Linked DNA regions of Homo sapiens: region 2 is linked to region 1. A link is a loop called in an ENCODE intact Hi-C map of the cell type or tissue named here. Cell type or tissue: PC-3. All regions are shown on one strand. Each heading gives the region's core, and the rest is flanking DNA. Links, peaks and the distances in the headings are about the cores only.

The links. Hi-C counts contacts between places; a loop is a spot of excess contacts. Peaks named below come from ENCODE experiments on the same cell type or tissue, not always from the same donor. Only the 100,000 strongest peaks of a DNase experiment are listed, where the experiment ranks them.
Region 2: it touches region 1 in a loop (3-fold over the local background); 2 of 110 quality-filtered maps call a loop at or near these places.

Annotation. Positions count from the first base shown.
Region 1 is chr2:205,805,936-205,821,815 of GRCh38, forward strand. The region is part of intron 3 of LOC105373847 (a long non-coding RNA gene); the gene reads right to left. Among named protein-coding and RNA genes, the nearest start is that of NRP2, 130 kb to the left of the region's middle. In PC-3, for the core only: a CTCF peak has its summit at 7,778 (motif pointing left); a DNase peak (open chromatin) is centred at 7,766.
Region 2 is chr2:205,692,610-205,708,489 of GRCh38, forward strand. NRP2 (neuropilin 2) reads left to right here. Exons shown (of 17, transcript NM_003872.3): 2 at 4,935-5,112. Among named protein-coding and RNA genes, the nearest start is that of NRP2, 18 kb to the left of the region's middle. RefSeq lists enhancers at 2,855-3,689, 7,970-8,139, 13,993-14,132, 14,343-14,642, 15,518-15,880. In PC-3, for the core only: no CTCF peak of the experiment used is centred there; a DNase peak (open chromatin) is centred at 9,102; H3K27ac peaks cover 1,505 bases.

The sequences.
Region 1 (15,880 bases), core at 4,298-12,297:
CAGTGTCACATGCAGTCTATGTCTCGTTCTTCCCTCTAATCTCCCTTCTCCAATTACCACTTCCCACATTAAGGATTCACGGGCCACAAATGGAGGGTCAGCAGAGAGGCAACTGCGTGAGACAGAAGGGTCAACAGTTCTTCCTTAATGGGATTTCTGCTCCTTCAAGATGCCATTCACATGCAGAGGCACCGGCCAAAGGGACCTACTTTTAAAGTCAAATGCACGGCCAGGCCCAAGATGGATGGCTCTGCCTGGGAAGGGGGGCTCTGGACAGGTGCCTTCCTAAGGAGCCCAAAACACTCAGTGTCTTGGCCTCACTCCTGTGCCCCACCTCTCGCCACTGAGAGGCCCGGTGAGTTCCTGTAGCAAATGTCAGCCTGAAGTGGATGAGCCAACCCCAGCGCACTCACCAGCCAATGCGATGTTAAATATTAAACCTCCCTGTAGCCGGCCTGGGCTGAAAGCCGCCGTTTCATTATGCAGCTTTCTCTGGGCTTAAGAAGAAGAGAGCTCGCCTCTCCCAAAAGCTCACCGTGGAGACTCACCCTCAGCCTTCTGGGCATCAGGGAAACCTTCAAAACGGTTCAATTTGTCCAAGCCCATCTATCTTTAATGTCACAGTCTACATTTTCTCCTCTCCTCCTTTTTCAAAGCAGCCAAAAAGGAAAATGTCACTGCATTTGGGGCCAATTCAAAAGCCAGGCTTAGACAAATGTTCTATTTCGTTCTCCCCAGCCCCGGTGTTTTTATCTCCTGCGGTGTTTTCAGGGACTGCACCTCACCCCACTCCACTCCTGTGTTCACCTGGTGTCTTTCTGGCCCGCTTTATTGTGTGTCCTTCGCTCACCTTCTTCACTTCTCAAAGTCCTCTTTGTGACTGAGCCTCTGCTAGAGAACATGATGTTGATTGTGTCGTTTTTGTTTTGTTTTGTGTTTTTGAGACGGAGTCTTCCTCTGCCACCCAGACTGGAGTGCAGTGGTGCAATCGCGGCTCTCTGCAACCTCCGCCTCCCGGGTTCAAGCCATTCTCCTGCCTCAGCCTCCCGAGTAGCTGAGATTACAGGCGTGAGCCACCATGCCTGGCCCACGATATTGATTTTTACGGGGGTAGTGGGGTCTCCCTGGGGGGACTGCCAGGTGAGGCTGCTGCCACCCCCTTCCACTTCCCAAACAGGTTTGGAGGTTCAGCAGCTGATACACGTAAATGTCCCCAGTTCTGCCTTTTAGAAACTGTATTCCCCAAATTTGTCCAAAACACATGGAATTGTCCCCAGCCGTGGCAGATGCGGTTAGGAGCACTGTTGGCACCTCCCCTCCCCTGTGTGCCTTAAAAAGACCCTTTAAGCTGTGCAGGGCAGGTGGCAGCTCAGATGAAGATGACAATCAGAATGTATCGCTGACAGTCTCTGGCTCACCCAGGAATAGAGAGCCAAAGCACTGATTGATACCTGAGAGGGTAGCTGTCTTAGGGAGGACACAGAAGAGAGATAAGGGACTCAATCAGTGTCAGAGCTGTCCCAACACAACACAGCCATTAATCACTTTGGGTAAAGATTCTTGGCTGCTGAAGTAGAGGAGGGCGAGCAGGTAATAGAAAAACAGAGGGAGAAGCAGCTGTGTGGGCTGGACAGTTCCAGGATGGACAAGGCGCTTGGCCTCACCTGGATGGATGGACAGGCAGGCCTGATTTGGAGATCTCCATCTGTCCATTCTCAGCCCAAGGAAAATGCCCACAGGATTTTCCTAAATTCATTGCACAGAATTAAAATATAATCCAGGGTGAACTTTAAAGTATGTGAATTATGTCTCAATAAGGCTATTATAAATATATAGACTCCAATCAGCAGCCCAGGACAGCTGCAGTAGAAACCCTCCCTCCTGCCGCCCTCCCACCACATGGATGCAGAGGAGACCATTGCTGATATTCTCTCCTTGTCCTTACCCACTGGTACCTGAATGAGATGCAGCACGTGGTGAACCATGAGGAAAACAGGGCTCAAAGACTCAGCATTTCGATGAGAAAAGATCCCTCCCATTCCAGAAAGCCGCAAGACTGCACTTCAGCAATTCCCAACCATATTACGCATGTGATTAGAACTGGCCGAGCACATTTTAGAGACTGTCTTTCAATGTGTTTTAATTAGACATTTAAAAACAATAACCCTGTTTTTTTGTCCAGGGAACAGAGATTCCTAAGTTGGAAATAATGAATGGATTAGTGATTAATTCATTGCTGGCAGGTGTGGGGAGAAGCTGTCTGTAGCTTCTTAGTTTTTTTTGTCCCCTTTCTCTCTTAAGATTGTTCTTTCTTATTTTAATTAATTTTCTTGCCACCCCAGCACTTCTCTTATCAAATATTCAAATAAACTAAACAAGTGGAGTATACTGAGACCAAAGTACTCAATATGGTGTTTAATTGGAATTGTAGCCTGTTTTCTCCCTGAGGGGTAGCAGATACCTGGAAGCTTTTCCTGGCAGTGGAAATGGACTCCAAAAGTGCATTTTTAGCATCTAGTTAATCTTCCTTTCAGGTGCCGAGGGCATGGCTTGATTGAAACAGGGAGCAGCCATTGGGTGATTTGTGGTTACTCTTGCCTTGCCTGGTAAGGAACAGAAGTGAGAACATAGCGAGGCTGTGAATCTTCTCTCCATTCACTCTGCTCCACTGTTTGCATGCTTGTGTCTGTGCCACATGAATGCTCGACACTGGGGGCATGATCCAGCTGTTGGACATGCCAGGTCTGGTGACGGCTGCCTGCCCTCGGCTGCCAGCATCTCACTCAGCTCAGCAGGAGGGCTGCCATCACTGCTGATGCTTACAACATAGTTTGGCACAAATATCCTGCATCCATGTCCTCAAACCCAAGCCACAATCAGCAGGGAGGGGCAGGGCATGTGCTCATGTGCAAGGGCCACAGCACTAGCCTCTCAGTGAATGTGAACTTTATGGTCTGTCCTTTTCAAAAGAACACTGCTCAGAACAGCTATGGCGCAGTGCACTTTCTAAACTCGGGACTATCTTGAATGAGTGAGCAGTCCCGTATGACACTAGATCTGCAATGGAGCCAGAGCTGTTGGCTACTTCAAAATGAGTTACAGGTTTCAGAACACCACTTGGTGCCTTCTAACAGTGTGAGATCCCTTAGCAGAGACAGCCTTGGCTACCTTCTCAAAAGCAGCCACATGGTTGAGCCCTGACCATATATTTATCCATAAATGATGGTGAGTACTAATAAAGAAGGAATGGAAGAGGAGTTTTTAAGGTGGGTCTCTGGAGGCCATGGTTTCATTCAGCCCAAAGTATTTTCCTCCAGATTGAAGCAAAGACAGAAGTAGCCTGCTGTGACTAATGGAGCTCAGGTGATTGCTTGCCAAGCATTTTAATAATGGGGTGGCTGACAGGTGGAATAGGGTGGGGATGGTGGAAAAGAGCAATGGACAGTAGGGACATGGTCAGCAGTTAGCTGGTAAAGAAATGAGCATTGCTTCCAAAGGCTTCCAAAACTAGGCAGCGGGGAATGAGGGATTCAGCCAGAGGAAAGATTTCCTGGTACTTCCCTCCATTTTTTTTTCTCTCTCCCAAGTTTGGAAGCATCAGAGCTGGAAAATTGGGACACACATCCCTAAAGGAGTTCCTATTGGGTGACCATGTATATGGTTTTTAAATTCTCAAGGATAAACTACTGGACAGCTACAAAGAAAAGGAGAAAGTTCTTTATGTATAAATATGAAAAGATCTTTAAGACATACAGTTAAACAAAAAATCAAGGTGAAGAACCATGCCTAATATGCAGGATATGTAATTTGTAATTTGCAGAGTCCAGTGTGAAATGAAATTATAGGGTTCAAAATTATTAAGAATTTCAAGCCAGTGACAGCAAAGCATGAAATCAACTGCACCACCCTCCTGCACTCAGAGCCCTGTGTATCTTCCACACTCCCACGCAGTCAGTCCTGCCGGTATGTTTCCATTGCAGTAAACCTAAAATGTTAAGTAAGAAATAAGTACGGTTTTCCTATGGGCAGGGGGGCTGAGAACTACGAGGAAGGAGGACAAAAGAGGGAGGAGAATTTCCACTGTATACCTATTTATATTTGTCAATATTTGAATCATGTAAATGAATTACCTATTCAAAAATTTAAATAATTTAAAAAAGTCCTCAGGGCTCCACAAAACCCCATGCAGACCCTAAGCAACACGTGGAATCCCATTCACATTTATCAGTGATTACATGTTGCTATGTGGAGGTCCTGTGCATGGGAAGAAGCTATGAGAACAGAAGCATCTGATTATAATAACTGAAGCAACAGCTATCCTCTTTCTCACCCAGTCACTTGCTTGCCACTGGACATAGATTTCTATGAAGCCAAATAAAACAGAAAATGTTTTCTCACTCTGTGATCTCTATCAGGTTCCTCTCACCCCTGTGAACTTCAGTAGGCCTCGGGCATATGGGCTACTGCTTATTTTCACAGCTGCCCTATAGGTTAATAAGTGCTACTCTTCTGAGCAGAGAGACTCTAAATCTCATTAAAAGAGTGGGTTAGATGAATGCATCCACAGTAACAGTAATAATCAGAAATAACAAGGTGCTTCCAGTTTGACAAGACCCACTTGTGTGTCTCCACAATGGTGCCACTCAGAGAAATGGGAGGCACCTTGTATTAGTGTGTTCTCACACCGCTATAAAGAACTACCCGAGACTGGGTAATTTATTAAAAAAAAAAAAAAAGAGAGAGAGATTAATTGACTCACAGTTGCGCAGGCTGTATAGGAGGCAATGGATGGGGAGGCCTTAGGAAACTTACAATCATGGGGGAAGGCGAAGGGAAAACCAGTATGTCTTACGTGGTGGGAGCAGGAGGAAGACAGAGAGAAGTAGGAGGTGCCACACATTTTAAAACAACCAGATCTCGTGAGGACTCTATTACAAGAAAGCATTCAGGGGATGGTACTAAGCCATTAGAAGCCACCCCCATGATCCAATCACCTCCCACCAGGCCCCACCTCAAACACTTGGGATCACAATTCAACATGAGATTTGGGTGGGGACACAGAGCCAAACCATATCACTCCTGAACCACAAATAATCAAATCAATAATAGTTTGCATGTATTGAGTACCTACAATGTATTAAATGAATTATTCATTTAATCCTCACGATTCCTGCAAGGCAGATTCTACTGCTTTTTGCATTCTATAGATCAGGAGAAGTCCAAAAAGGAGAAGTAACTTGCCAAACACTGCCCTGTAAGTAAAGGAAGGAGCCAGATTTGAACACAGACATTCTAGCGCCAAAGACCATACTCTCAACCGTTAATCACAAAGAAGAGAAGCCTCGCTTTTCAAGTAAATGATCCATATAGTAAAGATCATTGGCTAAAATGTAGTACATCATCTTAGCCGTTCCACTCAACAAAATCTTCTACCCTCCAGAACACAATGGGGATAATTTAGAAGTAAGGGCTGCAGATTTTTATTTTGGTAAATATGGCTATGAATTCTTTTGTGCCATCAAGTCAGATGAATGCTAGGCTCACCATTGCTTGAGGCCTGCATTAGTGTTCAGTATGGCCCTGAATTCTCTATTCTTTGGAAACAACATTTCTAAGATGATGGCAACTTGACAGCTCTTGGAAACAATTTCCTAGGGACTTACCCACAAGATCTCCAAGTGATGCAAGAGGCTGAGGCAGTTAAGAAGAGTGAGGGAGGAATTACTTCCAAGAGTACAGATAAGTCAAGAAAATAATCTAGAGTCACAGAAGATCAAGATCAGAGGCAGATGTTCACATTCCTGGGCTGAGGAAAAGACTCCAGGCCTTGGCTCAAATTGGCCGTAGAAATTGTATGAAGGTGGAATTAAACCCCAACATTCCCTGGGAACTTTCCCCCTTCTAAGTTGTCTAAGACACCAAGAACAAGTATCTATACAAGAGTACTGTACACATATCTGTACTATCTATCTTGTCCTGCATTTATCTTCTACCAAATTGTGGTGTCTACTTTGATGAGAAAGCCAATTTCAGATCTTTCTGTCTCAGAACCAAAAAACACTACAAGGCACAAGATGGGTCTTTAATATATGTTTGTTGAAATGGCAAATGAATGAATGAATGATTCATCAGTCAATTGATAAACACCCTTAATCCTTAATAGCCATGTTATGCAAGTAATATCTCATTATGACAATTCAACCTCTCCCTGCAGCTCACCAATAAAATATTCAAATGTTTTTTATTCTAATGACACTTTGTGATAATTGCTAGAAATCCTATTCCCAGGAGGCAGGAGCCAAAGATGAAACCAAACCAATATCAGATTTCCTCATCAAGACTTGGAAAGTGAAAACAAAATGACTTGAATGCAATAAAAGGGAATATTTTGCAGATCAGCTTAATATATTGCCCTTGAAGTGCTTAAATGTGTTTGTGTGATGTTGTCAAGTAACTACTCAATAAATACTTTAAAGCTTGTTTGGCTTGTTGAAATTTAAAATATTAAGAAAAAGAAAAGAAGTTTGACTGATTTTTGCAAATTCAATACCCAAAGTAGTGTAGAAGAAAATAAAAGCAGCTGGGATTTGTGTAGTTGCTAATTTAGTTGAAGAATAATCATCCATCTAAGCAAAAATACTTCCTCTGCCACATCTGGAGAAACCAGTTGTAGAGGGAAAGTGTGGGTTGGTTGCCAAAAGGACATTTTCCATATTGAAGAAAATCTTAATTTTATGCAAATTGCCATTCGATCTTTTATTTTTTTTCTCTTTCCTCTTTCAAAGCAATGAAATACAGGAAGCAAAAAGGTGATTTGGAGACTTTTATGGAATTGATAAAGTCATACTTTCTTAGGAAAGAGATTAGCTGAAACTTGGCCAGGTGATAAGACATTACAAGAAGGTCAAAGTATTAAAGATTTCCAAAAAAAGCTGCAGGATGAGAAAGTCTGCCAGTAGCTTATAAGAAGAGACCAAGGGATTGGGGATTTTCAACATTAACAGGAATTGAAAATCTGGACCTTTACTTAAAGGAAAAGTAGAGTTACTTTTAAACAATGATTGATAATAATCAAAGTCTACTGGGATAAAGAACTTAACCTGAAGACAGATTTTTTGGTAGAGTATTTCTTTGTATGTTGTTCTACGTTGAGTATTACTTTCTATACTGTTCTTACTATTTTATATTTAGATTTTTTTGGGGGGGGGGACTAAGTCTCGCTCTTGTCACCCAGCCTGGAGTGCAATGGCACAATCTCGGCTCACTACAACCTCCACCTCCCAGGTTCAAACGATTCTCCTGCCCCAGCCTCCCAAGTAGCTGGGATTACAGGCACCTGCCAACCCATGCCTGGCTAATTTTTGTATTTTTAGTAGAGACGGGGTTTCACCATGTTGGCCAGGCTGGTCTGGAATTCCTGACCTCAGGTGATCCGCCCACCTCGGCCTCCGAAAGTGCTGGGATTACAGGAGTGAGCCACCCTATAGTTATCTTTAATTTGCATTTCTGTTTTTCTCAAAACAAGTGATTCTCAAAACTTTATCTGCATCAGAATTACCAAGGAAGTCTTTTAAAAATGGAGATTCCTAATCCCAGATAGTCAAATTCATTGGGTATGGGGTTGGGGTTCAGGAATCTGTGTTTTAACAAAGTAAAGGTAATAGGGCCTGGATAATTTAATGCAAGTGATTCACACCTCACTTTTGAGAAGTTACTCTCGTTAAATATGTTCCAGGTACTGTCCCGGATCTCTGCAGCTGTAGCAACGAAGCGCCACCTACTGGAAATTTACCAAATTACAGGCATAATGGAAAGGAGAACCGAGAAATCAGTGTAGTGATTTTGTCATTTAACTGTGATGTTGTCAAATAACACTCTATAAATGTTTCAAAGCTTACCTGGCTTATTCAAATTTAAAATATTAAGAAAATTAAAATAGGTTTGAATGATGTTCACAAATTCATACTAAAAGTAATGTGGGAGAAAAATAAGCAGTGGATTTGTATAATGACTAATTTATTATAAAGTTTCAGAGTCTAGGACACATAGAAACAGGACACAGGAGGAAGGTTGGAAAGCCACAGAAACACATTTTACCTACTTTTCTATTCTTCCTGCTTCTCGCTGGAAGTAATGGGCTGATAATTAACCTCAAGCCAATTTGTTATGCTTGATTTAAGAAGTCACCATTTGGCTGCAAATCTGTTTTGCCCCACTTGCACATCTCTCCAGGTAAGGCATGTCCAAACCTGCCTTACTCATTCTATGTATGTTCTTCTGATTCCATTGCAACCTCTCCCTCATGTGGGAGGATGTGGGAAGGAAATGGAATTGAATGAAAAGGAAGTCTGTACCAGACAGCATTTTGCCCCCTCCCAAATACATATCATGACAACCATCAAGGAATAGGAGCTCTGGGTGACACAGCTTCCTCCCATGGAGAGGTGTTTGACTTGGGAAGTAAGATACTGCTATACCAACCTCTCATTTCTCCATTCATCAGCAACAATAGATGGCACAAGGCATCCAACCCTTGCAGGAAGCAGCTGCCTTACAGCATGGCATGAAAAAGCATGGAGCATTTGGCTTTAGACAGTAATTTACATGACCAAGGGCAAATTACTTAGCCTCTCTAAGCATCATTTTCCTCCTCTATTAAAGAGGTATTCTTACCTTGTGGGGTTGTAAGAATTTGAGTAATACATGCAAAATGCCTGGGATGTAATAGGTGTTCAATAAATGGTAGTTATTATTTTATGCATGAGACTCGGGCTAATGTATGTGTGAGCATTTAGTTATTAATTAGAAGGTAAATGAAAGCTGGCTGGAGGGAATTGCATTTGACCTTTAGCAAATTATTTCATTTAGATGCGCTGATGCAAAACTCTCACGTCTTATGAAGAAAGACAAAAATAAATCGGGCTGACAAAAGATATTTTAAAAAATACTCAATCTCCCTCCAACATCCTCTCAGTCTATGGCCACCCCACTATAATTTATATGCCATCTGAGGAGATGTTTGTGCCTTTCCCTCTCTTGTCATAGTCAATCGCTGGCTGATCAGGGGCCAGACTCAGCTCTGAAAAACCTTTTTGAGAATCTGCATCTAATGACTGCTCCAAAAAAGAACTCCTAATGCTTTTCGTTTTTCCTCCAAATAAGCTTGCCGTCAAATTAGCTTAGGTGTATTGTCTAAATTATCCCTAGGCTGAGTTTGGCACAACCGGTGCAACATGATGCAGGGGCCTGATGCATTTGTTTCTCCACAGGCCCATTTTATTGAACGACAAAGAGAACCTGCCACACTCCATGTAAAGCACCTTATGGGAGCCCATGTTATGGGAGTCCATTTGTTTGCAGAACCATGGTCTATTACAGGAAGGGCAGAAGCATCTGTGCCAGCTGATGAGAGGAAAGGGAAAAGAGAAAGTGACAAAGGTTTGCGGCAGACCAGAAACAGAAGAGACACATAGACACATCGTGACCTTATCTTGCAAATCCTTGGAAGTTCACTATGTGTGCAGGAGTTCTGAGACTTGACAAATCAATGGGAGACAAAAGAAGGAGGGCTAATGAGAGGATGAGGATCCATGAAGGTGTTTCCATGGTGGAGAGCAATGCATGAAAGAAGTAGCAGCTTGCAAGAGACTAAGAGCGATTAAAAGGCTGGGGCTAGCCCTTTTTGGCAGAAAAGGCAGTGACAAAGAACTGACTGACAGCAGTAGGGAAGAAGAGAGCTAAGTCTACTGCACTTAAGGGAAAAAAGAACTAGAAAAAAAAGGAGAGCTGTAACAGGAAATCAATTGCTGATACTACCCTGCTGGAAATATTGCAGATCCCACGACTAAAAGGAAAGAGATTGGTGTTTTTCACATGTGATTCTCTCACGCTGTATAACACATGGGTAATTGGTGCTATCAGGGGCCTCATCTTCAGTTTCTCTGTCTCTCAACATAGCTGGGATAAGGATGTATTAGAAAGTCCAACCCAATGAACTTTGCAAAAGGGCTGTGATTAGCTTTGGAAGGCTCCGACTGTGCAAGCAGCCAATATAATAAGCTCACTTGTTGTGACTGATTACAGCTATTACCAAGCCTGCATATTTCTGCCTTCTAATGCCCACAGAGGAGTGGGAAGGAAAGTCAGCCAAGCATCCCTGGGACTGGTTTATTAAGCTAATATACCAGGCATTGCCCATTTTGCATCCTGAGAAGCCATCAAGCCCTTTGAACTTAGCATTTTCATTAGAAATCATCTATTTTAAATAATGATACAGTGAATCTTTAGACTGCTTTTTATCCAAGGACCTCAAAATACATTACTATTACTGCTGATTCTTAGCATTTGGAAGATGGTATTACATTAATTTTCTAGATGGTTAAACCAAAGCATCTAATGGTGAAATGCAAAATCAGCTGCAAAGGTAGGGAGAGTTTAGAGTACTCATTTATCTTATCATTTATCTCCATAACTCCATTTACTGTGCACATGCCAGTACCCAGAGGCATAATTATGAGCTAGGAGCACATGAAGACTTTATGAATGTCCATTTGTGGAGGACATTGCTCATGTTGGTGGCTGCCTGACAACTTTCAGGTATGCTTCTTATGTTTGGGGAGGAGCTCACTTTCCTAGTTTCCTTTGCAGGGGCAAGGCAGACATGTGACCTGGAATCTACTAATCAGATGCTCTGGTGAAAGCAACAAGTCTGATTTCTGGTGCAGAAGTTGAACACAGCAAATTATAGTGTCAATGTCGTGATGGTGGCAGCAGAAGCTTCCCCATCAAACCAGTTTGACAGCACAGTCGTAGGCATGTTTCTGGAAGTTTAACCTCTTACCTGGTTCTCCAGCTCTTAAAATGATTTTACAAACTCTTTTTAACAAACACTTTCTCTGCAAAATTAGCCAGACTCAGCTTCTGTCACTTGCATCTAAAAACCCTGAAAAGTATTCCCTTATAGCCCATGAAAAATAGAGGGTTACAGACCTTTTTTAGTACTTTTAGATGGTTTGAAAACTGATTATCAGTCCATTTTGAAACTTAATTTACTCAATTAATATTTAGTATTTACAAATATCTAGTATTTATTAAGCACCTACTATGTGCAAAACACTGTGCTAAGTATTGTGGGAAACATTTTCTGAGTGCTTGCTGTGTGCACTCAGCAAATATTTCCCACAATACTTAGCACAGTGGCAGACATGGCCAGTACCCCCAGGATCTTACAGTCTATGGGGATCAAACAGGAGCAGACAGACTAGGTCAGAGGCAGTTTTAGTAATTCAAGAAAGAGTTGATGGTAGTTTAGACAAGGGAATTAGGGGTGGAGATACAGGAAAAAAAGGACAGATCCAGAAGATATCTAGGAGGTAAAAATAGAGGGAATTTGGCAATAGATTGGATATGGGGAAATGCAATGGGGTCGTAGACGACTCCTGGGTTTGTCATTTGAGCCTCTGGATAGACAGTGGTGTCCATCCCTGAGAGAATGTTGAAAGAAAACCAGATTTTGTAGGGACATCGCAAGTTCAGTCTCAAATGTGTTAAATAAGTTGCCTTTGGGGCATCCATGAGGCAGTTGCATATTAACGGATCTGGAACTTAGAATCCAGGACTGGGCTGAAGTCATGAAGAGTCCTTGCGTAATTGACATAACTGTGTGAATGGGATTTCTTAGGGAAGAATATAGCCTGAGAACCAGAGAGGACCTTGGATTTGTTCTTAAGGAGTATCAAATATAGGTCTAAAAATTAGGGGAGCCACTCATCAATGGTTACCAAAAATCTAGTTCACCTATTTAAAAAAAAAAAAAAAGTGAAACACATTAATCAAAGAAACATGTCTTGATTCTCCAAGTACAAACTCTTCTATAATAATGATCCCACACTCAGAGACCAGCCCAGTCTACTACTAAGTCAATGGGCCAGGTAGGGCCTGTGGCACACAGGAAAGGACATGTCCTGTCTAAAGAGAGCAGCTGATTCTAAGCTCAGACAAGTTATTCCCATATATAATACCTATATCCAAATCCCTCTATTAAATTCCCCACTGTTTGAAATAATTGCCATGATTTTACATTTATCTGAATGCACCTTGACAAAAACAGCATTATCCCAGATTTCTAGAGTCAGAGCCCAATTCTTGCTTCTGACTTGGAAACAATCTTCAGTTACCTTAAATTATTTTCCTTACTAAAGTCCCCTATTTTTCTATTTCCAAATGGCATTGATACCTACAAAAGACAGATCTTCTACTGCGAGTGTTTTTCCTAGCTTCTACAACTCCCCAAAATTATCTTCCAGTGTCTAAGACTCTAACGACAGTTGTCCCACCCTACAATCCCCTTCATTACTCAAATTCATCCTAAAAAAAAAAGGGTAACTTGGTATTCTGGCCCCATGGTGTGGAATGTAAGGAAAAGCGATCAGCTGAACAAAGAGTAATCATCTCCTGGCCCCGTAAGACAGGTTGGCATTAGGAAGCAAGACAGTAGGTTCCTATGCTCCTACCAGCATATCTGAGTGGTAGAGCCCAGGTCACATATCTGCATTGCAGCTGCAAAGGAGACTGGGAAGGTGAGCTCCTACCTCAAACCTACGGATGAACTTTAGAAGCCAGAGACAGAAGGGAAGGACAACAGGTTCTGGAGCAACGTTGAAGATTACAGAAAGAATGGGAGGAACTGGCTCTCAAAGTTAATTAATTCTGGCCTCTGATACTTTTGCCATTCAACATCAGTATATTTTCCTGAAGGTCTAGGAGATATATATATATATAGATATATAGATATATAGATATATAGATATATATATAGATATATAGATATATATATATAGATATAGATATATATAGATATAGATATAGATATAGATATAGATATAGATATTTTTTTTTTTTTTTTAAGACGGAATCTCGCTCTGTCGCCCAGGCTGGAGTGCAGTGGTGCGATCTCGGCTCACTGCAAGCTCTGCCTCCCGGGTTCACGCCATTCTCCTGCCTCAGCCTCCCAAGTAGCTGGAACTACAGGCGCCTGCCACCACGCCCAGCAATTTTTTTGTATTTTTAGTAGACACGGGGTTTCACCGTATTAGCCGGATGGTCTCAATCTCCTGACCTCGTGATCTGCCCACTTCTGCCTCCCAAAGTGCTGGGCATGAGCCAAAGTACAGGCATGAGCCACCGCACCTGGCCGAAGATATTTTTTATTATGTGCATTCAGAATTTTTTGCCTTCTCAATATTCCTCTGCAAGAGTACATTGCATGTACTAATTATAACTGCCAGCTATTGACTAAATCTGATATGTAGCTGAACTGGATTTATTTCTTAGCTTAGTGTTACAGCACACACACACCTAATCAAGTTCTCCCTCCCCCTTCCCACCTCCTCCAACCCCAAACTATAATTATTAAACCAAGAAATGTGAAACAAAGCACACCATCAGCACACGTGTGTGGTAAAGCAGCCACCGTGACTTGCCCTGCTTCAGCATCACCAGGTGAGACAACCACACACCTTGCCTTGTATTGCAGCTTCTAAGGCAAACATCCTTCAGGAAACATGATACAGGACCAGAAACAAGAGTATAATTACAAATCTGTTGTTATTTTCTACAGAATCTTGGTTGGGGTGAGTAAGAGCTTCCCTCCAAAATTCCCTTTTTGTTGACATTTGGCAGGACTTCTGTCAACAAAATTACATCAACCAACACCTAGCAGTATCTGGCATGTGGTAAATACTCAATACCTGTTTTTAAGAATCAGAAGAAAATCCAACGAAAATGAGCCCTGTCTAATCTCATAAGTGAAAAAGTTAAAGCAGTTAGTATAGCAGTTAGTGCCAAGTACTTAGTAAGTGCTATGTAAGTATGAGCTATTGGGGTTATTATCATTATCTAGAGTCACTGTTGCTTCTTGTTCACATTCTGGTCATCCAGAAGGTCCTCTCCCATTTCCCTCTGTCCTGTCCTCCCTCTTATTTAAATACTATCAACTACAAATAATAAAATAAATACTATCACAATTTGCAAGGAAATTTAAACCACCCCCTCCTCTCTCTCTTCTCTCTGTCTCTCTCTCTCACATACACAAACACACACACACACACACACAGTGAGAGAGCATAGCCTCGCTCTCATGCACTGCTGATGGGAGTGTATGAAGCACAACTCCTACAGAAGGCAATTTGGAAACAGCTACCAAAATTACAAACGCATGGCTCGGCATGGTGGCTCACGCCTGTAATCCCAGCACGTTGGGAAGCCAAGGTGGGCAGATCACTTGAGCCCAGGAGTTTGAGACCAGCCTGGACAACATGATGAAACCCTGTCTCTATTAAAAATACAAAAATTAGCCAGGTGTGGTGGTGCATGCCTATAATCCCAGCTATTCAGGAGGCTGAGGCAGGAGAACTGCATGAACCCAGGAGGCAGAGGTTGCAGTGAGCCAAGATCACACCACTGCACTCCAACCTGGGTGAAAAAACAAGACTCCACCTTAAAATATATATATATATATTTTTTTTTAAATTACAAACACTTAGACTTCTCAACCCAGCAGGCTGCATTGGAGAGTTTATTTTACAGATTAACTCTGCACCCATGTGACATGTAATATGTACAAGATTGTTTATTGCAGTCTTGTTTGAAATGGCAAAATGAAAATAAGCCAAGTGTTTGCCAGTAGGGAACTCACTAAATAAACTTTGTAATAAGCATAGAATGGAATATTATACAGCGATGAACCAAATTTTCAATGAGGAAGACCTCTATGTACTTACATAAGAAAATCTCCAAAATATATTGCTAAGTTAAAAAAATAAGGCACATAAGGACAGTGTACAAAACATCTCAAATTCTGTATAAAAAAGCAGGGAATAAAAATGTATACTTCTATTTGTTTTACCTTAAGAAACTCTGGAAAGATATGGAGGAAACTAAGAGGAATGATTGTCATGGCAGGGAATGGAGAATTAGGCCAATGAAGTGGGTGAGGGGAAACAGGGTAAAAAGGAAAACTTTTTACCATAAAACTTTTTATTGTCTATTCAACATAGATGAAAAAGAGAGAGAGAGCGTGCACCATCTTTTTTTCAAGGAGAAAGGAAAGAAAACCTGGTCTTCTCTCTGAGGCGCTTATTTGCCTGCCATGAGCTATGGTTGAAGTTGATGCCCTGGAAGTTCGCCATCTTGAACAGTCCTAGTCCCCATTTTCCAGGCTTCTTCCCCTCCACACTTTGGCCTGGGCTGGGAAACTGTCCCTAGAGAGCTGGACCCCTGTGCTGACTAGCTTAATACAGTCTGTTGGGCTATGATCCTATGTGTACACGCATGTATTCCTTCTGGGACACAAGAGTATAAATTAAGAAAAATCTCTTGGATCCCAGACTCAGTATTATAACTCTTCATTTCTTTGCTTTCATTGGTTTCAAGTCAGCCATTTAATATGATTTGCAAATAGCTTTGTGTGGTATGATATTAGAGGTCAGAAGACTTCTCAATCCATCTAAAAATACATAAACACGCCACAACAAAAATCCATTAAAGTAGAAATAGCTAATCTCTTACATAAGGAGAATAAATAATTCACCTCCAGGCTCTCCCACCATAAATCAGTTGTGCCCTTATCAGACACCGGTGCTGGAGTAGAAAAGTACAGCAGCTGTATTCAACTTCGACAATAAAAAGAGGGGGGTGGAAAAACTAGGGATGAAACATTTGTTTTCTTTCCATGTACGTCTCCAAACAGACTACATAATAAATAAGCTGGGAGAGACCCACGACTTAATTCCATGACCGATGAAAACCTTTTCTAACTTTTTACCCCAGGTAAAGGGTCTCCAGGATCTATCTGACTCACACCTTAAGGGGAACAGCAGTG
Region 2 (15,880 bases), core at 5,319-13,318, 110 kb before region 1:
AGTTACAAAAAGAAACTCGTGTTAGTAGACCTGATGTGATTAAAGGAGACATTTGAACTCTCCGTAATGCAAGACAGACATGTTTTCTGAAGAATCCTGGAGTTTGGTTTCAGGCTTACCAAGCAGATAGAACAGGGGTAGCACCTTGAGTAAATGTCTTATTGTCTAGGAGGGTAGAGAATCTTTTGAATTCTTGGCTCAATCTGTGGGTTATAAGATCTATTCCCCACCTCACTACATGGGCTTTGGATTTTAGCACTGGAACTGACCTTTAGAATCACCCCTCTCATTCTATAGATGAGAAAACAAAGGCTCAGAGTTGTCTACTAGCTTACCCAAGGTCACACAGCTTGCTAGTGGTGAGACTAGACTTGATTACTAGGCTTTTAAATCCTGCTCCAATGCTATTTCTAATAAACTTCCTGGTGGAGTAAGTGGCAAGGTGACAACCTCCTTTCTTTTTAAGTAGAAGAAAGAGTTTCTTCTTTGCCTTGCTACCAATAATTAAATGAAAACAATGCTGTGGAAATAGGGACAAAGTGGGATTATGCTGTAGATAAGAAATAAATTATAAAGTAGATAAAGTATATTATTTTCAGAGGAAATGAGACCGATTGCTTTTCTCCACTAAGTGCCCTCAGGTATACATAGGAAATAGATGTCTCCTAGTCATCTGCTCTTTCTCTTTTCCATAGCATTTTAAAGTAACAGGGAATGGAGATGCCCCATTTAGAGGGTTTCAAACCATGTTCCAGGAAGCCCCAGTGGACTTGCAGAGAAGCCCTTCTGAGCTGAGGGCAGGAACTAGGAGGCCTGGACACTACAATGCTTCTGGCTACCTCCCTCCCAGCATCCAAGAAGAGCTCCCTTTTATGTTCTTTGTACATGGGAGGTCTAGGTAGAGTTTTGTTCAAGAAAAAAAAAAAGTACTTCAAAAAAAGCAAATAAATTTGAAAGCTACACACCTAATTCAGTCCATTCTTTGAATTACAGTTTGTGAAGCTGAGCCCCAGAAAGGTCAAATTGAGTGAGTTAAGAGTTGGGTGCCATCTCCCATCTTTCTGCTAATGTCGATCCCTCCCTTTCCTGGTAACCCAGTCCCATCACCCCAGACTCACCTTTTACAACAACTGGGCCCTCTAATCCCACATTCAGCCAATGGCCAAGTTTCCCTGGTTTCGCCAAGGACTTTTTCCTTCAGTTCAACTAAAGCGAGGGATCTGATTGGTCTTTTACCAAGCTGTCGTGAAGTAAGCTATAGTAATCAGATTATCTGCTACAGTCAGGCTTCAGTATTTAGCAAATATTATTGTCAAGTTCAGGTTATCCAGTGTTCCTTTAAAACAATGCCAACTACATTTTTCTAGAAGGCAGACCAGATTTTTAAAAGATCTTCTTTTCCCATTCTTAATACTTCTTAAAAATTAAATATTCGCAAGGAAAGTGATTGGGTTCTGTAGGAAGGTGAGTTCCTAAGTGAAGGGGTACAACATCCCTTTGCCTTTTCAGGGCTATGTTACCCCTAGGCAGAGGCAGATGGTACTTAGACTACCAGCAAAACAACAATACTTAAGAAGGAGAAAAAGAGCAAGACAGAAAGAGTTTAAAACAATCTGATATTTTACATTTCAAATAAAAACACCTAAGTAGTACTTATAAGAGGAAAATCAGAACTTGGTGACTTCAGAACTTAGTGTTCTCTTTATTTCCAATTACATCTGGAGCTGTCACTTTATTCCTTTCAGCCTTGGGCCTTTCTCAGACCTGACCTGGCTCATCCCTCAGCCTTCCCTCCCAGGTATAGGAGAAAATGCTCTAACAGTCCAAGCCTGGATTTTGCTATCTCTCTTCGGGTGATGAATTTGCCCCAGGTGAAAGGTATTCACAAAATAGTTGCAGAATGAAGTCTTTTGTCAACTCACCCAGCGGGCTCAGTAGCTCAAACAGGGTCAATTTCCCCTCTGTACATGGAGATTGGCCTTAAGGGTTTTGCCCTTGAGTTCAACTCTCCTTTGGCTTAGCTTGACTCCTCTGAAACAGAACAGCAACCATGTATAAAGTTCATTGTGGAACACAATAAAGACCTACAAAGTAATGGATGGTATAGCTCTTCAGAAGAAATTTTAGCTAATTTCTATTGGGACATGTTTGTATTTAGGAAATGATGTGTCCCCAACCCTAGAAAGGAAAGATCAGTTATCAAGAGGAGAAGTAGAATGATTAAGTGTGTTTTCTTTACAATTTTTACTGATATGTTTCAAGAATTCTGTTCTCTCCAAGAAAAATAAAAACAGAAATTCTAGTATTTATCTTTGTGGATATATGTTTGTGCAAATGATGTGTGATATTTTATGAGAAGGTGTGAACGTATGTATAGGACTAAAGTGTGAATTACTGATATGTATATGTACTTGAAGTATGTTCAATATCTATGTTTGTGTGTGTTTCTGGGTGTGAATGCAAGCCAAACAAGAATGTGAATTTATAAATTTGTAAGTATTGAAAAGGTTACCAACACACAACTGAAGCAGATGTTCTAATGAGTTCTCTGATACTTCAATAACTGCCCTGATTTTCTCCAGGTAAAGAAAGGATAGAAAAAAAGCAATGGATGACTCCTTTTTCTTTTGGTTTAACAGCAGACAGTACAGACTATCAGCTATGGGATATATATATAGTTTAATTTTTTTGTGTGGTGGTGGTGAAGAAATGATCACTTCTGCTGTAGATGAGAAATTAAACCTTCCTGCGAAGAAGTTTCCTGTCTTTATTGCTGATCTGTGTGCCTGGTCTAATTACTAAAAGTTTAAACCTGGGGTGTGGGGAATTGAGGGAGAAAAGTTCCCCTTTCAAGAGTAATTGGAGAGAAGTAGAGGAAGGGATGGGGAAAGGAGGGAGAGAGTGTGGGTAGGGAGAGTGGAGAGTATGTGGAAACCATAACAGTTACTAAACAGGAGCTCAGCTCAGGTTTCCTCTGACGAATTCCAAGGCAAAAAAGTGTGGTTTGGGGTGAGTTGGTGGCAGGGCTGCAGTTTTCTGCAAAATATCTGGCAGAGGAGCTGGACCCGGTAGAAAATTCCCCCTTCTGCTAGTTGAGTAAGAGCAGCTGGTGATCTATGTCCTCACACCTCTGCCTTCTCAGAGGACCACTCCACCCTATTTCATGTGCATAAGCCAGGACCAACGGGCCTCAATTTGGCTGGCTAGATGACATTAGGTTCCCAGCATGGGTGAGTGGTGTGGGCACCTGGAAAGCCTATGGGTATTGGCTGCAGAGGAGCTGGGCCTCATGGCTGGCCTCATGTGGTCTGGGTGGGAGGGATGAGCTCATTGTCTTCATGGGCTGGGGTGGGTGCAGGGTCATTAGGTAAGAAGATGATGTGCTGTGTACCAGCCTGAGGAAACGGCTGCTTTTGTTTTCCACCCAGTAGGAAATGGACCTGAATTCATTCCATTCTGGGCAGTTCAATACGGCACAGTTTGAGCTCGTGGAGGCTTGATGCCGAAAAGGCTACTTGTGTGGATTTGTGTCCCAACCACCCGTGTGCAGCGTGCCCATCTTTTATGCATTTAAAGCCTGTCAGGCCGGTAGTCTAAAGCAGAGGTCTGGGAGATAGTAATGCCAACAGACATGGGGAATAGTAAAGTGCACCTGTAGAGTTAAAAAATGCATGACCTGTTCCCTCAAAGAGTGAACACAGGAGAAAGACCCATCCTGGAGGGCGGCTGCTGAGTCGTAATACATAATTCACGGGCCCATGCTGCTCCATGCAGATGGCGATATTAAATCGTGATTGATGCTAAGAGACACACACATCTCAGGAAGGTCTCCGAGAGGCTTCTGAATATTTCCATGTCTCATGTGCCTTCCCAGCTTCTGTTCTACTGTGGTATTTAAGCAAAACTCCCTATTTCCCAAGAATCCCTGCTGGGGATTGCAGAACTTTACTCCCGAATAGATGAGATTCCTCAAATGTCATCACCCACCTTTGGAGCCTTTGAAGGTGGCTCCCTTCCCTCCCAGGCCACATGAAGCTGTCTGCCTCCAGCCAGGCACTGCAGGTACAGGGAGCCAGCCCTTCCTGCAAACGGCCAGTTATGGCTGGACAAAGCAGCAGCACACTCTGGTGGTGGTGACCAGGCAGGAGGGACAGTGGGCAGACAGCGCAGAAGAAACAGATGTTCATTCAACACAAAGCACCTTTGTCGAAATTCCAAGGCTAGAGCCAGTAGATTCTCTAATACAGATTTTTCCATTCGGTGTATAATGAAATAATAAATCAAATTTGTGGTATATATGGAATTAAATGTTTGGGGGGTTTGCATTTTTTTTCTTAAAAAAAAATTTAAAAAGGCTGCAATCACCCTCCAGGGCCTGTTCTGGCCCAAAGCTGAAAGTGCTTCCTCTGCACCACATGTAATTGTTACCAGGCTCGCTTGTGGGTCGGCACCACAAAACCACCATTGTCAGTTCCCAGAGCCCTGACTGCTGGCTGCCTGGGCTGGGCTGGGAGACACCGAATAAAATGAAGGATTTATGAGATAAAGATAGAGATAGGAGGTTGAATGAGGAGAGGAAGATGGGCCAAGGAGGGGAGGCAGGAAAGGCAGGGAGGCATGTTGAGTTTGCAGTCCTCTTGTTTTTTTAATCACAGACCATGTAATTGAGAATATTTATGGCCATGTTCTGGAATACTTTCATCTGTGTGTGTGTGTGTGTGTGTGTGTGTGTGTGTAGTTGGGTGGGTAGGGGGAGGGATGAGCCGGAATAATCTCTTCCACCGAATGAGTAAGTAGGTTAGTCTTCTGGACTGCCATAAAAGGTCTGTAAAATAGTTTTAATCAGACACTGGTACAGAAGAGAAGGAGGGAGTGTGGGGGGAAGAAAGTTGTAACATATTTGAAGTTCTTTGGGTCGTTGATTTCTCTTTCAGACCCACCGTGCGGAGGTCGTTTGAATTCCAAAGATGCTGGCTATATCACCTCTCCCGGTTACCCCCAGGACTACCCCTCCCACCAGAACTGCGAGTGGATTGTTTACGCCCCCGAACCCAACCAGAAGATTGTCCTCAACTTCAACCCTCACTTTGAAATCGAGAAGCACGACTGCAAGTAAGCACCGTCCTGTCCCACTGTGTATCCCATCCATGAGATGCACACGCCCTGCCCCCACCCCTGCTCTTGTCACTTCTATCACCCCTCACCCCAAGACCTGCTGCTAACCAGTGGTGGATCCTGGCCCCAGAGGAAAACCTCAAGGGGCATTCCCTTTCCAGGGAAATAAAGGTGTGGCTGATCCCACAGTATGGTGGAAAGAGCCTTCTTGAGTGAAAAGTAGAGAATATTAACCTACCTCCAAAGGCCGGTAGTGGAGGAGAATTTCCATGTGGTGGCAGGGGCTGGACTACAAAACTCTACTCTTGACTTTGGGTTACCTTGCACTTGGAGATCTCCCCATTTCCACAGCTGCTACATGTATAAACCCCACCCACTTCCTTAATAAGATAGTAGCTGTATCCCCAAGTGGAGACTTCCCTCGCATCCAGCCACGCAGGATCAGCCTGTTACCTTATATAGCGGTAACTGGTTTTCTTATAGAAAAAAAAAAGGGTAAAAAAAAAAAAAATCTAAGTAGTTCTAAGATTCACATTGGTTCTTGATAGCTGTGCTACACAAGTAGAGTCTCAAAGTCAGTGTCATGGATTTATTTAACAAACACTCTTCTAATTGCATTACAAATATTAATCCATTTACTTTGCACAGTGGGCCCTGGGAAGTTAGTGCCATTATGATCTCCATTTTGCAAAAGAGAGAAAACCGAAGCACAGAGAGGTTAGGTCAGTCACCCAAGGTGACTCAGCTGGTCTTACAACATTGGTTCTGCCACCCTGGAAATGTGTGGCTTAGGAACTCCCAAGTGGACATTTAGACACTTGGGAGTACTTTAGAAATGCCATGTTACTACCGAGGTCCCTAAAAGTTAAGGTTGGGAAGCAGGCAGCATGTCTAGAATGCAGATGTGCTTTAAGCTGTCTACTGAGCTCCATCTTAAAGTCTTTTCTCATTGGAAATAAAGTGAGAGTTTTTGTGCAGAAAAGAATGTGCCAACAGTCATATTCTGCCCCAAATGAGCGCCTACGGAATGCTGTTACTCTGATAAGTATTCAGTGCTCCCATGTGATTCATAAATTGTCTAAGCATTCCTTGCTATTAAGCAAGGAATTGCAAATACTGAAAAATTAATAAGGGGGCCAGCTGGCAGGACAGGTACCAAGGAGAAGGCAAAACTCCTACAGGCCAGGTCTGGGCCAGCACTTCCTCATGGAGGAAACAAGGCCCCTCTTTAACTAGTGCTAGACTGTGAGGCTCAGTGAATTGATGTCATTATTATCCCCCTAGGGCTAATTTGCACCTACATAATGGTTTTCTCCTAACAAGAGGTAGCCTTTGTTGAAAACCAAAGGGTTTCCCGGATGAATGCCTCATGTGACGAAGAGTCATAAGATGAAGTTTCTAATCCCAGATCCACTCTTGACTCAACGGATGACATAGGGAAACTCATCAGTTCCTCTTTGTCTAAGTTACATGAGTACCCTGGATACATTTGCTCAGCATCCCAAGGCTTCTGATTCCCTGACAGTGAACTTTATCAAAGATTTCTGTTAGAAGAGCTTCTTTATAAGGTGTTTTGGGCTCTGATTCCTCTGGCTGGACTGCAGAAGGTTGGCACAAATGGAAGCATAATGTACAGAGAGAGCCTGGGTCTAAGCTCAGAGAAATTTGACTAAGCACCTTTCTCTACTAAGGGCCAAATTCTGTTATGCTTATGACAGCAAATCTCCCAAGGAAATTGCCAAGAGGTCATCCTATGTTGTATTCATAGTGGCAGAGGGAGAAAGCATGGCTTTTGGAAGGAAAAACTTAGGAGCTAGTAAGCATGGCTTAAAACATGTTGGGAAGGACGAAAGGCCAGAAAGGCCCTGCTTTGGGTTGCAGGGTACCCCTTCCATGGACAGGACTCAGTCCCAGAGATGGGGAGAACTGAAGGTTGCCAGAGACTCTGACAAGGGGAAGAAGAAGGCATTGCCCCTTGCTGGAGGTGGAGTAGGGGAAGCCAGCAATTTACAGGGTTATCTTCTGGCTTATCATCCTCGCTAAATCACTTCCTGTTTTTCTCCCCATTCCATGACCTCATGTGTCTGGTTTGAACCTAAAAAGTGAAGGAGGTCAGAAAAAAATCTTTCTGGGGTCTGTTTCTCCCAGTGCCAAACTGTCAGAGAGGCTCTGTTGGGATTAAGCCTCATCCACTTAACCTTGTCATTAATTCTCTGTTCCTCCCCCCATTTCTCCCCCACTCCCCATTTCTCTCTCTTTCTCTCTCTCATTAATTTTTGTATTTAGAAAGACTCATCTGGTTTTCTCAGCCTCTCACTCTTCAAGGTATTTTTGACATTTCCCCTGGCCATTTGCATTTGCCATAAATGGGCTTCCCCTCCCCACTGCCTTGTTTTACTTTCTTGTGAAAGGAACAATTAATCTAATTGAAGTCCTGGAAGTTCTGTCTTGTTCCGGCTCTCCCTCTCTCTTCCATACTGCATTTTCGTTCCAAGGGAGCTCCTGGGTTTGGAAAGCACTCACTCTCCAAGGAAATTAGCCTGCTTTCTCCTTTTATTTTGGGTGCATGCTTCAAATTGGATTTGGCTCTGCAGGCCCATAAGGTGGATACTTCCCAAAAGAAAACTGCCTGGGCTGGTCTTCCGATCACAGAGCACAGCAGCAATGCCCCAGCAAAAAGGGGAACTGAGCAAGAAAGTCAGGAGAAGCAGCCAACTCAGCTGTGGAGACAGAGCAGTGGTCAGCACACCCAACCTCGTGTTTGCCCGGGTTCTTCCTACGTGCAGGGTTAACTGCAAAGATTGCCCCAAAGCCTGGAAACAGGGCCCTGATATGAAAGAATTTATCCTGGGCTGTGGCCCCTGGGCCCTTGGCTCCCTGTATACCTTGAACTCTACATCCCAAAGGTTGAGACGGTTGCTGAGTAAACCCCAGATAGACCTTTTCCCCTAACCGTTGCTTATTAACTTTGTTCCATTGAAGCTTGCTGTCTGCTTGGAAAATTTCACTCACAAGCCGCAGCTTTGCCTGACTCAGTGCAATCCAAGGCCACCATCTCTGGTGAACTTCCCTTGACTCCTCCCTCCAGCCACTTGCAGAAATGCAAATCCTGGGCACCCACAGGCTGTTTGGGGGCCTGTATAGAAGCTGTGGGCAGAAACCAGAGGCCACTGTGGTACTGCTGGACTCCTGCAGCCAAAGGACAAAAGGGCGAGACTACGGGCCGTCTGGGCAAACAGAGAGAAGCCACTTTATTCCCTGTGGAGTGGAGGATGCTAGGATGTTGCTGCTCCGGCAGACAGAGGCCTTTCGCTTGAGTCATCAGCCAACAGACTGAATGTTATGGTTTTAGAAACCCATACACAAAGTTGAGTGGTTTTTTCCATTTCTAAAATTTAAAATGTATGTATTTTTAAAACACCCACCTGCATGTAATACACAGCTTGTTCAGGAGTTCTCAAACAGCCCCAGCACCCACCCCATCCCAGAGGCTCAACCAAATAAAACCAAAACCAGGAGGCTGGGTCCTTTTAAGCACTGGTAATTTCTACCTGTAATTCCAGCCCTTTGGGAGGCCGAGGCAGGCAGGTCACCTGAGGTCAGGAGTTCGAGACCAGCCTGGTCAACATGGTGAAACCCCGTCTCTACTAAAAATACAAAAAAAATTAGCCAAGCTTGGTGGTGCGTGCCTGTAATCTCAGCTACTCTGGAGGCTGAGGCAGGAGAATCACTTGAACCTGGGAGGCAGAGGCTGCAGTGAGCTGAGATTGTGCCACTGCACTCCGGCCTGGGTGAAAGAGTGAGACTCTGTCTCAAAAAAAAAAAAAAAAGAATTGGTAATTTCTAGATGGGTACCTTGATGGGTCTCAGAAAGAGCAAAACCCACTAGCAAGAAATGAAAGAACATTTCTTAGGCTAAAATCCTCAAGGAAGTCTACATAAATGATTGTATGTGCTATGTTCAGCCCAGCAATATCTCATATACCACGTATCATTGAAGAATGACATTCCATTTAGGTGAAGTGTCCAGATACTGAAATATCCACCTTTAAAGTTCTTAAAAGAGAACTTTAAAGAGTTCCAAGAGTTCTTTTTTAAAGGATTTCTGATAAAGAACATTCTAAATCATGTGCTGCACTTCCCTGTCTTTTTAAAACCTACATTGAGAGGAGTCAACTTTTTCTCAATGATTCAGGCTTTTAATTCTAAGCTTCACTTTTGTGACAGCAGCCAGTATTGCCATAATTGGAACAGGCAGATTAAGATTTGAATTTTTATTGACCTTTTAAACTTCCCAGGCCTCAGTTTCCTCATCTGCAAAGCTGTCATAATAATAAATATCTTGCAAGATTGCTCTGCCTTTTTATGTAGATGCCCAATAAGTTAGCAACTGTGTTAGCATCATTGGACTTTGTCAGGGGACAGTTTGGGACTATTTTCTATCAATCCTCCTGCTTTCACACATCCTGTTACGAGTATGCCTGTCTCCTGTAGCCTTCCCATTCTGACTTGTTTTTGCTTTTTTATGGGGTTATCAATTTTGCTTCAGGAGCCCTTGCTGTCTCTTGGGAAGTTTGAGTTCTGGGACCTAAGCTTTGCTCAAGCCAGTGCAATCCCAAGGCCAGCATTTCCAGTTGGCTTCAGCCAGCCAAGCTTGCAGCAGAGTTAGGACTGGGGAGTGATCCCCAAGTGACAAAGCGTAAGAGCAACAGAGGATGGAGTTCTCAACATCAGTGTAGCTGCTCACAATCTTTTTTTCTGAACTCCCCCACACCGTTATATTCTGCATATTTAAGGTTTTGGATATTTGCCTCTAAGTGTCCTAGATAAACAAGGTGCTCTTGTGTTTATTTACAGCCAGAGGGGCCCTCTATATCTTAGAAGATATGTCTGTTTCTCCCAAAGTAAGAGATGATATCTTAGAAAGGTAGCAGTTTCCCAGTTGATAACCTGATCATAGTAAACAGAGAGATCAGACCAGACCTTAGTCATCTGGCCCCTCCCCATTCAGCCAGCAGTGTTTCCCTGTGCTCAGTAAACACCCTCGATTCCCTGCAAACAACCAAGCATAGTCTTGCATCTGCATGAGCCCCCTGAGTTCCCAGGGCTCCAGCCCTCCTTTCCCTCCCTCCACAGTGTCCAGCTGCAAGCTCCCATCTTCCTCCCCTGAGTTTCCTTGCTTCCTGCAGTTCCCTTTTATCACCCTTTCCTCTGAACTCCCAGAGCACTTGATGTTGCCTGAGTCCCTTGCTTTTTGTTCATATGTGGTCATCTTGAGTTCTCAGCAAGTAAATTCTACAAGGGCACAAAGCATGTACTTCATATCTAAACTCCCATGGCGCCTAGTCTAGGAGGGTGCTAGGCAGGTGTGTGCAGGTGATTTCGTGATATTTTTTACATTGGAAATGCCAGGCAATAGGTCAGCATGAGCTGAATCTGTGTTGGAAGGCAGACAGATCTGTGTTCCCTATTTGTCCCTCTGGGAATATGACATAATCTTAGGGGGTAGGACACAGGCCAAGAATGTCACTAACTGATTTGGGACATGAGTCTCTCACCAACAAAATGGTAATAGACCATTCATTCATTCATCAGGAAATAGCTATTAAACACCTACTATGTGCTAAGCACGTTGGTATTATTGGGAATACAGTGATGAATAAATCATATTCTTTTCCCTAAAGTCACTGTTACTCTTTCCATTTTACAGATGAAGAAACTTGGGCTCAAAGAAGTTAAGCAACTGGCCCAAGGTTCTACTCCCATAAGTGGCAGAGAAGGGTTTTGAAGCCAGATACCCTAGTTTTCAATCTCTGCTTTACTCTTGTGCTGTCTGCCTCCCCGGCATCATGCATTTGGCAGGGGACATGATATGGACCTGTTACGTGGGCCCACAGCATCCAGGTCCAGCCTAAGCTGGGAAGATCAAGGAAGGCTCCCTGGAGGAGGTGACGCCTATACGAATTCTAAAGAATTTGGCCAGGCAGCAGGGAGTGTGTTTGGCTGGTGTCATAGGCAGACAGCAGCATGCCCAAAGACAAGAAGGAGGGAGGGTTTGATGCCTTCAGGAACCAAAATAATTGAACATGCCTGAACCCAATTTCTTAACCAGTGAGCATTGTAAGGGTAGACTAAAAGGGGCTGTCCTTGTGACTTGCTGACACAAACCCTTTTCCCGGTGAAGAGGTGCCTGAGCAATACTATTTAATTGTATTTCCTGGCCAGACAACTTCCACCATCTCCTTAGGAGACAGGGTGGTCAGGAAGCAGGAAAGACTAAGATGATGGGGACTCTCTGCTGTCCCCACCTTCCCTGTCCATTGTAGGGTCTCTGCAGCCTCATACCCTATGTCCAGCGACCTCCCCCACCCCGCCGCCAGTGGAATGCCTGAAAGTGGGGTTTGGCCTGGGAAAGTCCAGGTAACACTTCAGATTAAGCTCCTCTTGTCAATTTCCTGCTACACAAGACTTTCTGAATCCAAGTCTCTTTCCTATGAATAGAGGGCGGGAGGCCAGATTGCCCAGTTGGAGGTGTGGCTTCAGCTGGTCTCCGTTGAAGTCTGAAAAGCCAACAAAGCATAGTGAGAATTCTGTGTGGTTCAAGAGGGTGCCTTGTGCTTGTTGAGGAGAGGCCGTTGGCTTGATCACTCACGACACTATTACTGACGTTATTATTTACTGCCTGCCCAACCACAGAAATATTCTGATTCCCCTAAGGAGCCAGTGAGCAGTAATAATTTTCTGTATTGCAACAATCCTCCTAATGACAGAAACAGATCCACCTCCAGGTACGTGGTGGACGAATGGGAGCAGCTGGCTGCTGGCCCCACACTTACCAACCTTGACCACAGGGTCCACCCAGCAACTCCACCTCACCCATGGATCAGGGGGAAAAACAACTCACAGACTGTTCTCCTCTTACCAAGGTTAAAACGCAGCTGGAATTACTTTGGGCAGTTTGTTTTTAAAAATGAGTGTTGCAATTGTAACTGTCTCAATGCAAGCTTCGCTGTAGATGCCCTTCTTAACAATATGCTTTATCTTCTGACTGAGAAAATCACTTGAGATGTTATCATGCACAATCCCACTTGTTCTGCCTCTCCACCCTGGCACCTTCTCCGAACCCAGAGATCCCAGAGGGCCAGCATCTCACCCCATGTAACTCCATGTAATTCTCCCATCTAATTACACCGGCTGAGAGTCTGTCTTAAGAAATTCAGTGGGAGCTCCAGGTGTGGAGGGGATAAAGAAGAGATGGAAATATACCAAGTGAAAACATCAGATTTTTCTAAAAAGGGATTTGTGTATTTTCCTGGAGTCATGAGTCCTATAGAAAAAAATTTATATTCTTTTTGTTTTGTCCTTTTTACTGGCAAGGGATTTAAGCCTTTGGATTAAGAGAAACTCAAAAGATAATTTAATTCCATTCTTATACTTCTGCCTGGATAAATAATTCCAGAAAAAAAAAAAAAAGATATCAGCTGCCCTTGTCTTTCCTTCCAGAAAAGAGCTTCTGTAATCGTCCTTCATTATGGGACATCGTGCCTCACAACTCATCTCAGTTGATTGCAGAGTAGATGGTTGTATTTAATTTACATAATCAAAATTTTTTTCCTAGAAGGAGAATCCCTGAAAAATGTTAGCTGGGTCAAAATAAAATTTTCTAAAAAGAAGAAGGAAAAGGAAAAGGAGAAAGAAATGTGAGTTGGGCTTAGGTTTGGGAGGGCAGCAGAAAAGCATGACTTTTTTTATGCCTCTTTTCGAGCTTTGTAGCCAAGCATCTTGGCAGTCTCTAATATTTTTCTACTTTTTCCCACTGGGGACTCAACTGTATGTTTGTGGGTCACGTGGAGGAACTCTCAAAATTAGACAACAATAGCAAACATTTATTGAACTCTTGCCAGACATCAGGTCCTACCCTAAGTTTTCTATGTTTAACCGCCACAGCTGGTACTGGTACTACTATTATCCCATTTAACAGATGTAGATACTGAGGCCCTGAGAGATCACACAGATAGTAATCGTGGGGCTGGGTTTGAAGCCAGGCAGCCCAAAGCTGCCTTTGTATACCTGTGTCAATCTGCTTGGAGCTGTCATCTGCTGTCCCAGTGCTTAGGTATTTGGGGCCTCTCTGATTTCTTTAGATATCCTTGACAAGCCTTTTCTTTTCCTTTTCTCTTTTTATTCCTTTTCTTTGCCTCTTCCTGCCATGCAGTCACCTCCGGATGCCAGCGGGGCAGTCAAGGAGAGAGATCTCTTTCTGTGTCTTTAAATACAAGCCAGAGGCCTCTCAGTCCATCGTCTCTCTCTGCCTCCCTGTCACCTACCTCCTACTCCCCCAATCCCCCCACAGCCCCGCTCACCATCCTCTTCAAATTCCCTGCCATCCTCACCACCACCTTCACTCTCCATCTGGAGTCCAAAGATGTGAGGGCCAGTAATAGAGTGTCAGCGGAAGTAATTGATTCCTCACACCGAGAGAATTCGCCTGCCTTTAGTGTCAATGGAGCTGAACCAGAGTCTTGGAGGGTGAGCGAGACATGTAAACAGTCCGTGGCCGAGCTGTCAGGACGAAGCCAGACACACCGGAGAGTGAACGAGGGGGGAAATGGTGGAACAAATAATTGTTTTATTGGAAAGGAAAGGAATAAATAATATTTCAGCCCAGGAACTGGCAGTTTGAAAGAGATGGTTGAGAGCTTGGAGCAGAAGGATTCGTGATGCAGGTTTTAATGGAAGAGATTTTCTTTGTCTCAAAGTAGGAGGTTTCGTCCCCACCCGACCCCCCTCTCCCATTATCATCATTATTATCATTAAAATAATTACTGTAACAATTACAGTTGATGAGACCTCAGGTTTATACAGCACCTTTCATCTAAAAGTTCAAAGCGATTTATCTATGTGTCATCTTTTGAGAGTGGTAGGAGGGTAAGAAACTATTATTTTGGGGGGTCATCTGCTGGGAAACTGAGGTCCAAGCAGATACAAGATTTAGTCCAAGCCTCAGGGCAGGCTGCTGGGTTAAATGGTGGGGTACTGAGTTATCTTCTTGGGGGCCTTTTCTGCTGTACTCTTCACTGCCTGGGCCTTTATACACACGTGGCTCTTGAAGCTCATCCCCGGCACTGATGCCTCCTCCCACACTGCCAGGGCCTCCACTGGTCGCTACAATATTGTGGCCAACCAGCCAGAAGCTCTGTGCGCAAAACAAACAGCCTGCTTCTGGCTGTGAGATGAATAAAGATCCTTCAAGGTCTGACTCACACAGCTCCCATCCTGCTTAGAGACTTCCTGTAATCTGGTTCCCTTTCTTGTAGAAGCTCATGTCCTTTCTAAACATCTTTCTTCATGGTCTTATGAGGCTCTAGCCAGGAGCACCCAACATTCCTAAATGCTTGCTTCTTCCACCCCCAACAAACCCCAACCTGTTCTCTCAGAATGGAAAGGGCATTTCTGGGATGGGGAGAGAAGGTGAATGCTTTAACATGCCTCACATGGCCCGGGCTGCCTGTGCAGCATGATGCTTCAGAATGCAGCTGTCGAAAGCATAGTCACAAACGGAAGCGGTTCCAGCTGACTGGCCCCTGAGTGCTAGATTCAGAATCTCCGCCCTGGCGTGGCAGCAGCCCTTTCCTGCTTGGACATTAGTGCAGGCCCATCATTTCCACACCATGGTGTTTTTTGCACAGTAGTGACAAGTTTGCCCCTGGAGCCAGGAGAAGCTCCAAGCTCTGTAATCTGAAGCTCCAAGTAAATGAACTCTAAAAGGGAGGCCCATCACACCTGCCACCTACTCCCAAACTGTCCCCTACTTGGATTTCTGCATGGCACGTTTTTCAGATGAGTTTTGCATCTTCCAAGTTTTGTTAGGGAGGCTGGATGCCAGCAAAGAGGAATAGAAAAATGATATGGAGCCTAAATCCCTGGAAAAACAAAAAGGACTTTTCTGTTGCTGTGGTGGATTCCCTGGTGCCCAGTACACTTCCGTTCCCAGCAGGCTCCCGTTTTTTGGACAGACGGGGAAGTTATGATTTGCCCTCACAATTGGATCCCCTGGGAGCCAGAATTAGTGTGAACACCTATTCCGGAGGGAACTGTTCACCCTGCCGAGTAAAGGGGCACTGCCAGCACACCAGGGGCCCCAGACGCTGTGCTCTGATTGCCCTTCAGTGACCACCCATGCAGGCAGCCCCACCGGGCACAAAGGCATGATTCCTGTTCCCTTTTGTCAAATGAGGCCAACTGAGGCACACAAGCATGATTGATCCAGGCCAGCGTAGGAAAATTTAGTAAGTCCTGGCCCTGCTGGGATTCACCTTTACACCTGCTAGTGCTGCTGCTGCCGCTGAGAAAAACAGAAATGGAAAGAAATTGTGGACTACTCTTCCTTTGCACTCTGGTATCATTCCAGAATGCTACCAAGGGGCCCTTTAAGTTGACTGCAGAGGGTGAGGATTTTATAGACACAGAGCAGACCAACGAAAGACCCAACACTCATGCTGAAAGCAGCCTGCCCCCAAAGCCTTAAACTTCACATTGGCACCGGTTGCCTAGAAAACCATTCCTTACATAAGCAAACATGTTTCATCCAAGTGGCCTCCAGTGTGTGTGCTGGTCCAGAAGCAGAGCAGACCCGTGACCACACGGCCTCAGGAATGCGCCTTGCTGGCCAGCCAGGTCAGCGAGGGAAATGGTATTCACCCAAAGGACCAGTGCAGAAGTTGGGGAGGCTTTGTTGCGTGCCCTTAATTCTCTGAAAGTTCAC